2 separate regions of the Homo sapiens genome follow, and region 1 is linked to region 2. A link is a contact called in ENCODE Hi-C or POLR2A ChIA-PET data. All regions are on one chromosome and are shown on one strand. Each heading gives the region's core, a stretch centred on a gene start or an enhancer-like site at or near the end of the contact. The rest is flanking DNA. Distances are from core to core; before and after follow the strand shown.

What was found. Hi-C counts contacts between places; a loop is a spot of excess contacts on that map. ChIA-PET counts read pairs that join two places held with the same protein, here RNA polymerase II (POLR2A). Pooled maps may share reads with other maps.
Region 1: a map of chondrocyte shows a loop between it and region 2 (2.3-fold over the local background). The contact joins two enhancer-like sites. A Hi-C loop is called at or near these places in 5 of 168 maps with a recorded cell type or tissue (HAP-1, K562, chondrocyte and 2 more), 4 of 37 single-sample maps with no recorded cell type and 18 of 50 pooled maps. POLR2A ChIA-PET finds 5 or more read pairs at or near these places in 6 of 52 experiments (A673, GM12878, H1 and 3 more).

The regions. Positions count from the first base shown.
Region 1 is chr22:21,752,567-21,757,769 of GRCh38, reverse strand. No RefSeq gene overlaps it. Among named protein-coding and RNA genes, the nearest start is that of YPEL1, 19 kb to the right of the region's middle. RefSeq lists enhancers at 1,156-1,255, 2,690-2,759, 3,140-3,269. Within about 2 kb of position 3,088, at least 2 of the 41 ENCODE cell types and tissues checked have a DNase peak (open chromatin) inside an H3K27ac peak, as active enhancers do.
Region 2 is chr22:21,794,612-21,799,640 of GRCh38, reverse strand. It overlaps MAPK1 (mitogen-activated protein kinase 1), which reads left to right. Exons shown (of 9, transcript NM_002745.5): 4 at 513-629. Among named protein-coding and RNA genes, the nearest start is that of YPEL1, 61 kb to the right of the region's middle. RefSeq lists a silencer at 1,915-2,115. Within about 2 kb of position 2,545, at least 6 of the 41 ENCODE cell types and tissues checked have a DNase peak (open chromatin) inside an H3K27ac peak, as active enhancers do.

The DNA.
Region 1 (5,203 bases), core at 1,839-4,338, 42 kb after region 2:
CAGTAGCAGTTTTCCATTTGAAGGCAAGTTTTGTCTTTATCTGGGTATCAGAAGGACCCTCTGGGCCATTGTCGCTTCCTGTACTCAGAGCCACCCTAGTACTACGGGCACACACAGAAAACAGCAGCCTGCGTACTTTCAAAGGAAAGGCATCTTTAATCACCAATGCCTGGAAAAATTATTTTGTTTCCCTCTTCCTTCCGTCTTGTTTCCTAACTTCTTACCAAAGTTTAGAGTCTGAGTTTTTCGTATAATAATGTCCCACATCCACACATCGGGCCTACAGATGCTCTCCCTTGAATCGACTGGAAACATGACACCGGTTCCATGCTCTGGAACTGTCACCTGTGATGTGCTGGGCTGTGTCCCAAGCACAGGAATCCCAGCAGTTTCAGCTCGATGCAGAACCACCATGCTCCAGACACAGGCTTGGGAAAGACACGTCAAAATTAAAATACTAGGTAAGAGAAGCACCTGATTGGGTAGAAGTTGGAGAGGAATCCTGGAATTTTGTGGCCAGAAGGAGCCACTGCCCCTTTTGTTTAGTAAGACTAGACAGTAACAGAAGCCAGTTGTCAGCTATGAAAGTGGTGGGTGAAGCAGGGGAGGCTCCTCTATGGTGGGACCCTGGACAAGGGAAGCCGAATGTGTGAAGAAGGGGTGCGGGGGTGTGCGGTGCCCTAGGACACTAGGGCAAAGGTTTCAAACCTGGAACAAGGCACTGGAGGAAGATCTGCTGCCAGTCAGCAGTGCGGGCCCTCGAGTTAGCAGTCCGTGCGCAGAGGGGCCAGTTCTGAGACCAGTTTGGAGAGTCAGGCAGTGACCCATTGGCCATGTCATAATTCCTTCAGCCTGCCTCCTCTTTAATCCCAGAGAGTGCTCTTTCTTCATACTTCCTTTAAAATACTAAATTGTTCCCATTCCATGGGGAGCTGGCTAGGCTTTACAGGCTAGGAAATGTAGGTTTTCTGAGATGGAACCATCTACACAAGGAGGAGGAAGGCACTAAGACTACAGATGAGACCCATGACAGGGCTGAGCATTTGGAAGCCAACCCTGGTTGCTTTTCAAGAATTGCTTTGTGGCTGGGTGCAGTGGTTCACACCTGTAATTGCAGCACTTTGGGAGGCTGAGGCAGGTGGATTGCTTGAACCCAGGAGTTCGAGACCAGCCTGGGCAACATATGGGACACCCCACCGCCCCCGGCTCTGCAAAAAAATTAAAAATTAGCCAGGCGTGGTGTCATGAGCCTGTGGTCTCAACTACTCAGGAGGCTGAGGCTGGAGGATCGCTTGAACCTGGGAGGTCAAGGCTCCAGTGAACCATAATTGTGCCACTGCACTGCAGCCTGGGCGACAATTTGTTTTCTAAATTGCTTTTGAAAGTCTACTGCATTACATATTCCAAAAAGCAGTGGTTTTCAAATACTTTTATCACCGATATCCTTTTATGAAATGAAATCAGTAGAACTTTCTCTGCTCTGAATAAGCAAGGGTGGGAACCTGTCTACCTCCCACAGATAGCATAATGTGCCTGCCATAGAGGAGCCAAAAAATGGTGATGGGAACTGAGAGGAGAGCAAATGTCACAAAAGACTGAGCAATTGAGAAAACAAAACAAGACCACAGATGACTGTTAACGCCTCCACAGTGGACCAAGAAAGGACAGAGAGCTGGCAGCATGGGCATCACTGTCTGGTCGGCAGCAGGAAGGCCTCGCTAGGGAATTGAGTACAGTCATCTAACTAGTTTAAAAGTACAGGAAGGATGATTAAGGCTATTGGAGAGGTCATACAAATAGGGGAGGGGCAGGCAATGGCTGATAAGACATGAATTTGTAAGGCGATGAGTATTGCAGTCAGCAAAACAAACGAGACTGCTCTCCCAACACATAACTCAGCAGGGAGGCCAGGCATTGGTTTAACCATTTAATATAAAGAAGTTAAAATTACAAATGCGCTAAGTGCCTAAAGAAGAATAAGTGCAGGAATGAGAGCAGCATGGACTGCCACAGTTTTAGAATAAGCACTGTCACTGCTAGATTGGAAACAAAAATCCATAAATTTGGCCCGGTGTGGTGGCGGACGCCTGTAGTCCCAGCTACTTGGAGGCTGAGGCGTGAGAATCGCTTGAACCCGGGAGGCGGAGGTTGCAGTGAGCCGAGATGGCGCCACTGCACTCCAGCCTGGGCGTCAGAGTGAGAACTCTGTATCAAAAAATAAAAATAAAAAAAAGTCCATAAATCTGCAATGTCTCAGTTAAGAAAGAAAGACTGGGCCAATGCAGATTTCAAACCGGAGAAAGTCATACTGTCAGTGAAGGCCGCCTGTGGCCGGAAGGCGCCAGGGGATTAGCACCCTGGACTCAGTGTTGCTGGGAAACAGGGCCCCAAGGCTGGGAGCACAGTGTTTAAAGGGCATCTACCCAAGAAGGGAGCACAGGGCAAGGAGGAGCTGCAGGGGGGCTTGGCTGCCAAAGTGAATTCTGAGGAGAGAGCTATTGCTGCCTACGATATGCAGGCTGCACAGAACACAAGTGGAATCAGCAGGCAGGAGAGGCAGCTAACGACGCAGCCCGTTTCTTATTTCTGTTTTCTCACAAGCGATGAAAGTGGAAAAGAGGGTGAGCAGGTGGCCCACACATGTGCCTCCAGTGCTGCGGCCCCTCCGGGGACCATCAGCCAGGCCCCGGGGAGGGAGCCAGCCACAGTGTGTCCGGCTCTTCTCTGAAGGGAAGAGAGCCTTGAATAGACTGAAGCGAAGACGGTTCTGCAAGGACAAGGCAGACCGAAGGCATTGGTTTTTTTTTTCAGATAAGGAGAATTAGACTCCCAAGTAGACACCAGAGTCACTGTTTGGTTGGTGGGTGATAGTGGGGTCACAGTGGCTGCCTGTGCTCCCCCAGGGTGAGCGTGACTGTGCTAACCTGGGTGGGGCAGCATGCACACCCCTCTGGCAGCCCTTTGTTGCTCGCTGATGACAAGTTTGGATGATCCCGCCAAACAGCTTGCTAAGATGTAGTCCCCAGTGTTGGAGGTGGGGCCTGATGGGAGGTGCTACCCTTGTGAGATAAGGTTGTGTAAAAGCCTGTGGCACCTCCCCACACTGACGCTCTCACCCCTGCTCTGGCCATGTGCCGCGCCTGCTCCCACTTCCCCTTCTGCCAGGAGTAAAAGCCCCCGAGACCTCCCAGAAGCCAAGCAGATGCTAGTGCCATGCTTCCTCTGCAGCCTGCAGAACTGTGAGCCAATTAAACCTCTTTTCTCTATAAATTATGCAGTCTCAGGTATTCTTTTATACCAACACAAGAACAGCCTAACACTCACATATCCGACGTTGACACGAAACCGACTCAGGGTTAAGTGTATACACAAGCTCCCCTGTTTTAAGAAGGTGCTATCATTGGCAGGGCGCGGTGGCTCACACCTGTAATCCCATCACTTTGGGAGGCCGAGGCAGGCGGATCACAAGGTCAGGAGTTTGAGACCAGCCTGGCCAATATGGTGAAACCCCACTTCTACTAAAAATACAAAAATTAGCCAGGCATGGTGGCTTGTGCCTGTGGTCCCAGCTGCTCGGGAGGCTGAGGCAGGAGAATTGCTTGAACCCAGGAGGTGGAGGTTGCAGTGAGCCGAGGTTGCGCCACTGCACTCCAGCCTGGGTGACAGAGCGAGACTCCGTCTCAAAAAAAAAAAGAACGTGCTGTCATCAAAATAGGCACCACCTGAGATCAGAGAACACAGAGTTTCCCCTGGCAAAAGGAGCTCCAAAGGGAAGACAGACACACCCAGCCACCCAGGCTGGCCATATCTGGGCACTGGAGGAAGTGTCCCGGCAGCAAGGGCTCTGGTGACTGCTCTGTGAGGATTCCTCGTGGCTGAGACGTTGGCCCGGCCCCACCTTGGCACAATCTAGTTGGAGCATCCACTAGATGCTCCCATGAGCTGTGCAGCCCAAGGTTGAGGTCAGAGATAGCAAGGCCACCTGGGTGACAGCATGGTCTGCTGCATGCCACGCCCCTCCCCTCTTTGTCTTTGCTTTGTGCTTTCTTTTCCTAGGAGGTGGCAGGTGTACATTTCTGGCTCTGAGCCCATGTCAGACCCCCAAAGGAGCCCCCACTGTCCTGATCCCCTGCACGGCACCCCACCACAAGCAGCAGGCACACGTGGTGGGAATCAGGTAACGCAGTTCCCCCGGGAAGCCCCTTCCATGGAAGACCACTCCTGCTGCTGCAGCCTGCTGGTCCTGTGCCCTTTCAGGATCAGCCCTTCGACCCCAGCCAAGGGCCCTGGCCAGGCCTCCACTGCCGGCCCCAAGGCTTAATGCACAGCATGTGCCTGCCAGATCTGACTCCAGAGGATGGAGGAAAGGCCCAAGACCACACAGCCCTGGGCCACAGCAGAGAGCAGGACACTCCTGGTGTGCAGGAGAATTTCCAAGGTGCAGCACCTCTTGACAGATACACCAGGAGGTTTAATACTTTGTATTACCTTGGTAACCAGAGAAGAGGAATCATTAAAACTCGAAAATAGTGCTGTGTGCTGTGCAGTGGCTCACACCTGTAATCCCTGTGCTTTGACAGGCCAAGGTAAGAGGATCTCTTGAAACTAGGTGTTCAGAGCCAGCCTGGACAACACAGGTTGTATTTACCTCTACAAAAAATAATGAAAAAAAAAATTAGCCAGGTATAGTGGCGCATGCCCGTGGTCCCAGCTACTGGAGAGGCTGAGGCAGGAGGATCACTTGAACCCAGTGGTTCAAGGCTGCAGTGAGCTATGATCGCACCACTGCACTCCTCCTGGGCAACAGAGCAAGACCCACTCTCTTTAAAAGAAAAAATGCCATGTCAGCCAGCAGTGGGGAGGCTACATGCAGGTGCCGAGAACTCCAGGACGTTTCTGTCCACAGAAATCTTTCATTTTACCTCCTGCCATTGATGCTTTCATCTGTTCACTCTGCACAAGTAGACCTTGCACTGCATTTACGAATGTTTGGCTCTCCAGGACTGTAATGTTAAATCTTGAAGGTTGTAATTAACATTCCATTGTCAGGATCGTCTCAGATCACTGGAAGCCCATGTCTCTCCTTGGCCATGGTTATCAAACTCCTCTTAGACAAGTCCTGACCCCTGTGAGGCCCCCGAAGCCTCTCTCTTCAGCAAACCTGGTCATTCCTCCCCTCTTGCTCATCTCTCTATTTTTAAAG
Region 2 (5,029 bases), core at 1,296-3,795:
AAACTTTAAAAAAAAAAAGCTTTGGGAGTAGGTTTGACTACCTAGAAGAAGGAAGTGGGAAGAATCTTTGGAAATACTTATATTTATAGACTAAGTAGAAGACTAGCAGAAAGTAGAGTCTGAGAATAGAAGGCCAGTGCAGATCTTCACAGCAGTCCTGAGAGCTCCAGCAGGACAGGCTGAGAAAAGGGTACTGGTTGGTTTTGGTGACTACTCAGAACAGTTTTTGTCAATTCACCTATTGAGATTGCTTTGTGCTAAGCAGATAATGAAAGGTAGGGATGCTTCTTAAAGTGTGCTCTGTAAAGACTTCTTCAGCCTGCATCCTGGTCTCTAACATGTTGATTGCTTTTCAGGTTGTTGGGAAAATTAAATAATGATTTTCTAGAATGCCCAGAAAGTATCTGCCACTTAGTAGCATTATTATTCCTATTGCCTTTTTTATTTTTGTGATGTTTTGATATGAAAGGTTAGAATTTCTAAGAAGTTATCCTGTTTTTTTTCTCTCTTAGATCTGTGACTTTGGCCTGGCCCGTGTTGCAGATCCAGACCATGATCACACAGGGTTCCTGACAGAATATGTGGCCACACGTTGGTACAGGGCTCCAGAAATTATGTTGAATTCCAAGGTAAGGATGAAGTTTGCATAAAAAGAAATCCAGTAAGTAAGAGAACTTTCTGAATGCATTGCAGTAAGCCGTAAGTCTCCCTCTGCGTTGAGAGTTTGCCTGTCTGGCCAGAGACAAGGTGCTGTCTTTTTTGAGACAGGGTGTTACTCTGTCACCCAGGCTGGAGTGCAGTGGCACCATCACGGCTTACCAGTCTCAACCTCCTGGGCTCAAGTGACCCTCCTCACCTCAGTCTCCGGAGTTGCTGGGACTACAGAGTGCACCGCTACACCTGGCTAATTTTTTTTTTTTTTTGAGATGGAGTCTCACTCTGTTGCCCAGGCAGAGTGCAGTAGCACAATCTCAGCTCACTGCAAGCTCCGCCTCCTGGGTTCACACCATTCTCCTGCCTCGGCCTCCCAAGTAGATGGGACTACAGGCTCCCGCCACCATGCCCGGCTAATTTTTTGTATTTTTTAGTAGAGACGGGGTTTCACCGTGTTAGCCGGGATGGTCTCTATCTCCTGACCTTATGATCCGCCCACCTCAGCCTCCCAAAGTGCTGGGATTACAGGCGTGAGCCACTGTGCCTGGCCACATCTGGCTAATTTTTAAATTTTTTTTGTAAAAGTAGGGCGTCTTCCTATGTCGCATGTTGCCCAGGCTGGTCTTGAACTCCTGAGCTTAAGGGATCCACCCACCTCAGCACCCCCCACGCCCCCCGCAAAGTGCTGGGATTACAGGGATGAGCCACCACACCTGGCCCCAAGGTGCTGTCTAAATTTTGTTCGGCATTGAACTTCTGGGCCCTAGGGCTCAGCCTCTCTACCTCAGCTGATATAGTGCTGACGGTTGTAGAGTAGGAGGGGGTGTGCCTCTCCAGTCACTGTTACCATAAGTGGTCTGTGTTTCACTCCTTGGACAGCTGTCCTGAAGTCCTACCTATCGCTGTCACTGTTAGGTGCAGGCTGGGTTTGTTGTAGAGGTTATTCAGTAATGTGTATTTCTGTGAACATGGGCCAGGGCTATTCTATAAAGGTCAAATTTATCTGATAATGAAGAATGTCTCTTCGGCAGAATTATATTGTAATTTGTTGTACTTGAAGAAAACATAAATGTGGACAGAGTAGGAACTGCCGTGGATTCTTTTGAAATTACGTGATTTCCTGCTTCCAAATGAAGTGCTTTCCTCTGCATCTGTGAGTGGCTATAGAGAGTGCATCCAGGTCTCATCCACACTCTACTAGCAAGGTCTGTGTCTTGGTCATAAGAAATGGTTGAATAAGTTTACAAAAGCCCAGAAAAGTGAAGTCTGACATTTTTTGTTGGGTTTATGAGCCAGGAGGCAAAAATTGAGGGCTGCTATGGAGATTGAGATTCAGTATTTTTCTGTTATTTGCAAATAATATATGAATAAGGTGTGAAAATTGAGTAGTTAAGTAGGCCTGACATACTACCTGTATCTAGTATCTCAGGATTATAAGATTCTTAAACACAGTTCCCTCTGCTGTCATGTAAAGATACTTGAAGAAAAGCAATAAAAATAGACATTGGATCTTGTATCTAGGGCCCAGGAACCAGAAATAGTCCTGAGAGGCTTAGTGGAAATGAAAGAACAGGTCTAATTAGCTTATAGTCTTCTTTTTCTTCCTCCATCCTTTATTACTAGTACAGATAAGCTATTAGATTTTTTCATAAGGAAATGGAATTTGTTTAAAGCATTTAGTTTTTCTTGATATCCTACATTTGTTCAGTTTAGTTATAAAAGTAAAATCTCATTAACATAAATTCCATTATAAAGAAGGATTTGGTGTAACAGATGTTTCAGAGAAGAAAATGCCATGTTGATTCTCTGTAATTCTATATCACAAATAATCCCACACAACAGGTTCTTTCTCTGACTGGCCACGTGACAGCCATTCTAAACAAGGAGCATTGGCATGCCAGTGTTCAGTGCCAGTTGTAAAGGGAGCTGTTGGTGTGCCTTTGTCCTGGTGTGGCTTGGTCTTGCAGTCTCCGTTCTGACTTAGACGCCGCCACTGTCTCCACTTCTCTATTACCCTCCAGGGAGAAGTAGCCAGAGAGGGTGTTCTTCAAGATGACCAGCTTTTCCTTCTACTTGCAGGGTCACCAAAGTGAAAATTGAGTGTTCATTTTTTTCTTATTTGCGATACCTGTAGCCTGAGAATGTTACTTCTAGCAGTTGTCTTCATTTTGTTTATTTTTATTAATGTAGAAAATTATCAAACCCATAGAAAAATTGAGAGTAGAGTGAATACCCATATGCCCCTGTCCTTGGTTCTCCAGCTATTAACACCTTGTCATATTTCTTATCCCTCCTTCCCTCTCTTACTCTTTCCTTTCTCTCTCTCTTTCTTCTTCTGTCTCTTCTCTTTTGTCAGACCATGTGACACTTCACCAACATATAACACTTCACTCCTAGACCCTTTGGGGCATACTAATGCTCCTTACAAGGAAGGTGTTCTTCCCACAGCTAGAGTACCCTTACCCTTTCATAAAATGATCAGCATTAATTCCATGACATCCCATCCTCCCAAAAAAGTCTAGGTAACTCTGTTTTCAACACATGATTTAATTGTTTCATGCATTATTCTTAGTCTAGAACAGTCTTGCCCTTCCTCTCTTCTTTAAGACATTCAGTACTTTGCAATGTACAGATCAGTTGTTTCACAGAGTGGTTCACATTGTGGATTCCTCCAGTGAGTTCTTTCTGATGAGATGTAGCTTGCACGTTTCTAACACGACCACTACAGATTCCTGAAGACGGTGCAGAAGTAGCTGGGACTACAGGTGCCCGCCACCACGCCCGGCTAATTTTTTTGTATTTTTAGTAGAGACAGGGTTTTACCATGTTAGCCAGGATGGCCATCCTTGTTTCCCAGCAGCCTTCCCCCAGTGGTTCAGCACTCACTTCTGTCAGTTATCATACTGGAGGTTATAAAATGGTAATTTTCTAAATTTGTTCTTTCTTTTACTTGTATTAGCTAGAATTCTCCTATGAAGATTTTTCCCATTTACCCTTTCTCTTCCTCTGTATCCTACCTTTGTTTTTAAAACACTATTGCAGACCCAGGATTTTTTTTTTATGTGTTCTCCATTTTAATTTTCTTTCTTTTTTTTTTTTAAACTCATATTGTCCCAGTTTTGAGAAGCTAGAGCACTCTGTGTACATATTTGTAACGTTTTATAGAATTTCAGCTTTCAGAAAACTTGCGCTGTTTTAGCTTGTTTAGGAAAGAAAAAAAATTTTTTAAAGAAAAGTTGCTGGGTGTGGTGGCTCACACTTGTAATCCCAGCACTTTGGGAGGCCGCGGTGGGTGGATTACTCGCCAGGAGTTCGATACCAGCCTAGCCAACTTTGTGAAACCCCATCTCTACTAAAAATACAAAAAATTAGCCAGGCATGATGGTGGACACCTGTAATCTCAGCTACTCAGGAGGCTGAGGCATGAGAATCGTTTGAACCCGGGAGGCAGAGGTTGCAGTGAGGCAAGGTCACACCACTATACTCCAGCCTGGGTGGCAGAGTGAGACTCTGTCTAAAAACATAAAAGTTGCAAGAAAAGTATAAGGTAGCCATTCTCAAACCTTCTTGTCTCAGGATACCTTTACATTTCTTTCTTTCATTGGTTCATTCTTTCTTTTGTTCTTTCTGTTTTTTTTTTTTTGAGACCGAGTCTCACTCTGTCACCCAGGCTGGAGTGCAGTGGTATGATCTCGGCTCACTGCAACCTCTGCTTCCCAGGTTCAAGCGATTCTCATGCCTCAGTCTCCCAAGTAGCTGGGATTACAGATGCATGCCACCAAGCCCAGCTAATTTTTGTATTTTTAGTAGAGACGGGGTTTCACCATGTTGGTCAGGCTGGTCTCAAACTCCTGACCTCAAGTGATCCACCCCCCTCAGCCTCCCAAAGTGCTGGGATTACAGGTGTGAGCCACTGCGCCCAGCCTCTTTTTTTTTTGAGACAGTCTTGCTCTGTCACCCAGATGGAGTGCAACGGCACCATCTCGGCTCACTGCAACCTCGGCCTCCTAGGTTCAAGCAGTTCTCCCTGCCTTAGCCTCCCAAGTAGCTGGGATTACAGGCACCTGCCACCACGCCTGCCTAATTTTTGTATTTTTAATAGAGATGGGGTTTCACCACATTGGCTGGTCTCAAACTCCTGACCTCAGATGATCCACCCACCTCAGCCTCCCAAAGTGCTGGGATTACAGGCATGAGCCACCGTGCCTGGCTTTTTTTTTTTTTTTTTTTTTTTGAGACGGGGTTTCTCTCTGTCACCCAGGCTGGTAGCCACCCCCTCCTCAAGCGATCCTCCAGCCTTGCCTCCTGTGTAGCTGGGACTACAAGCGTGTACCACCATGCCCGGCTAATTTTTGTATGTTTTTGTAGGGACAGG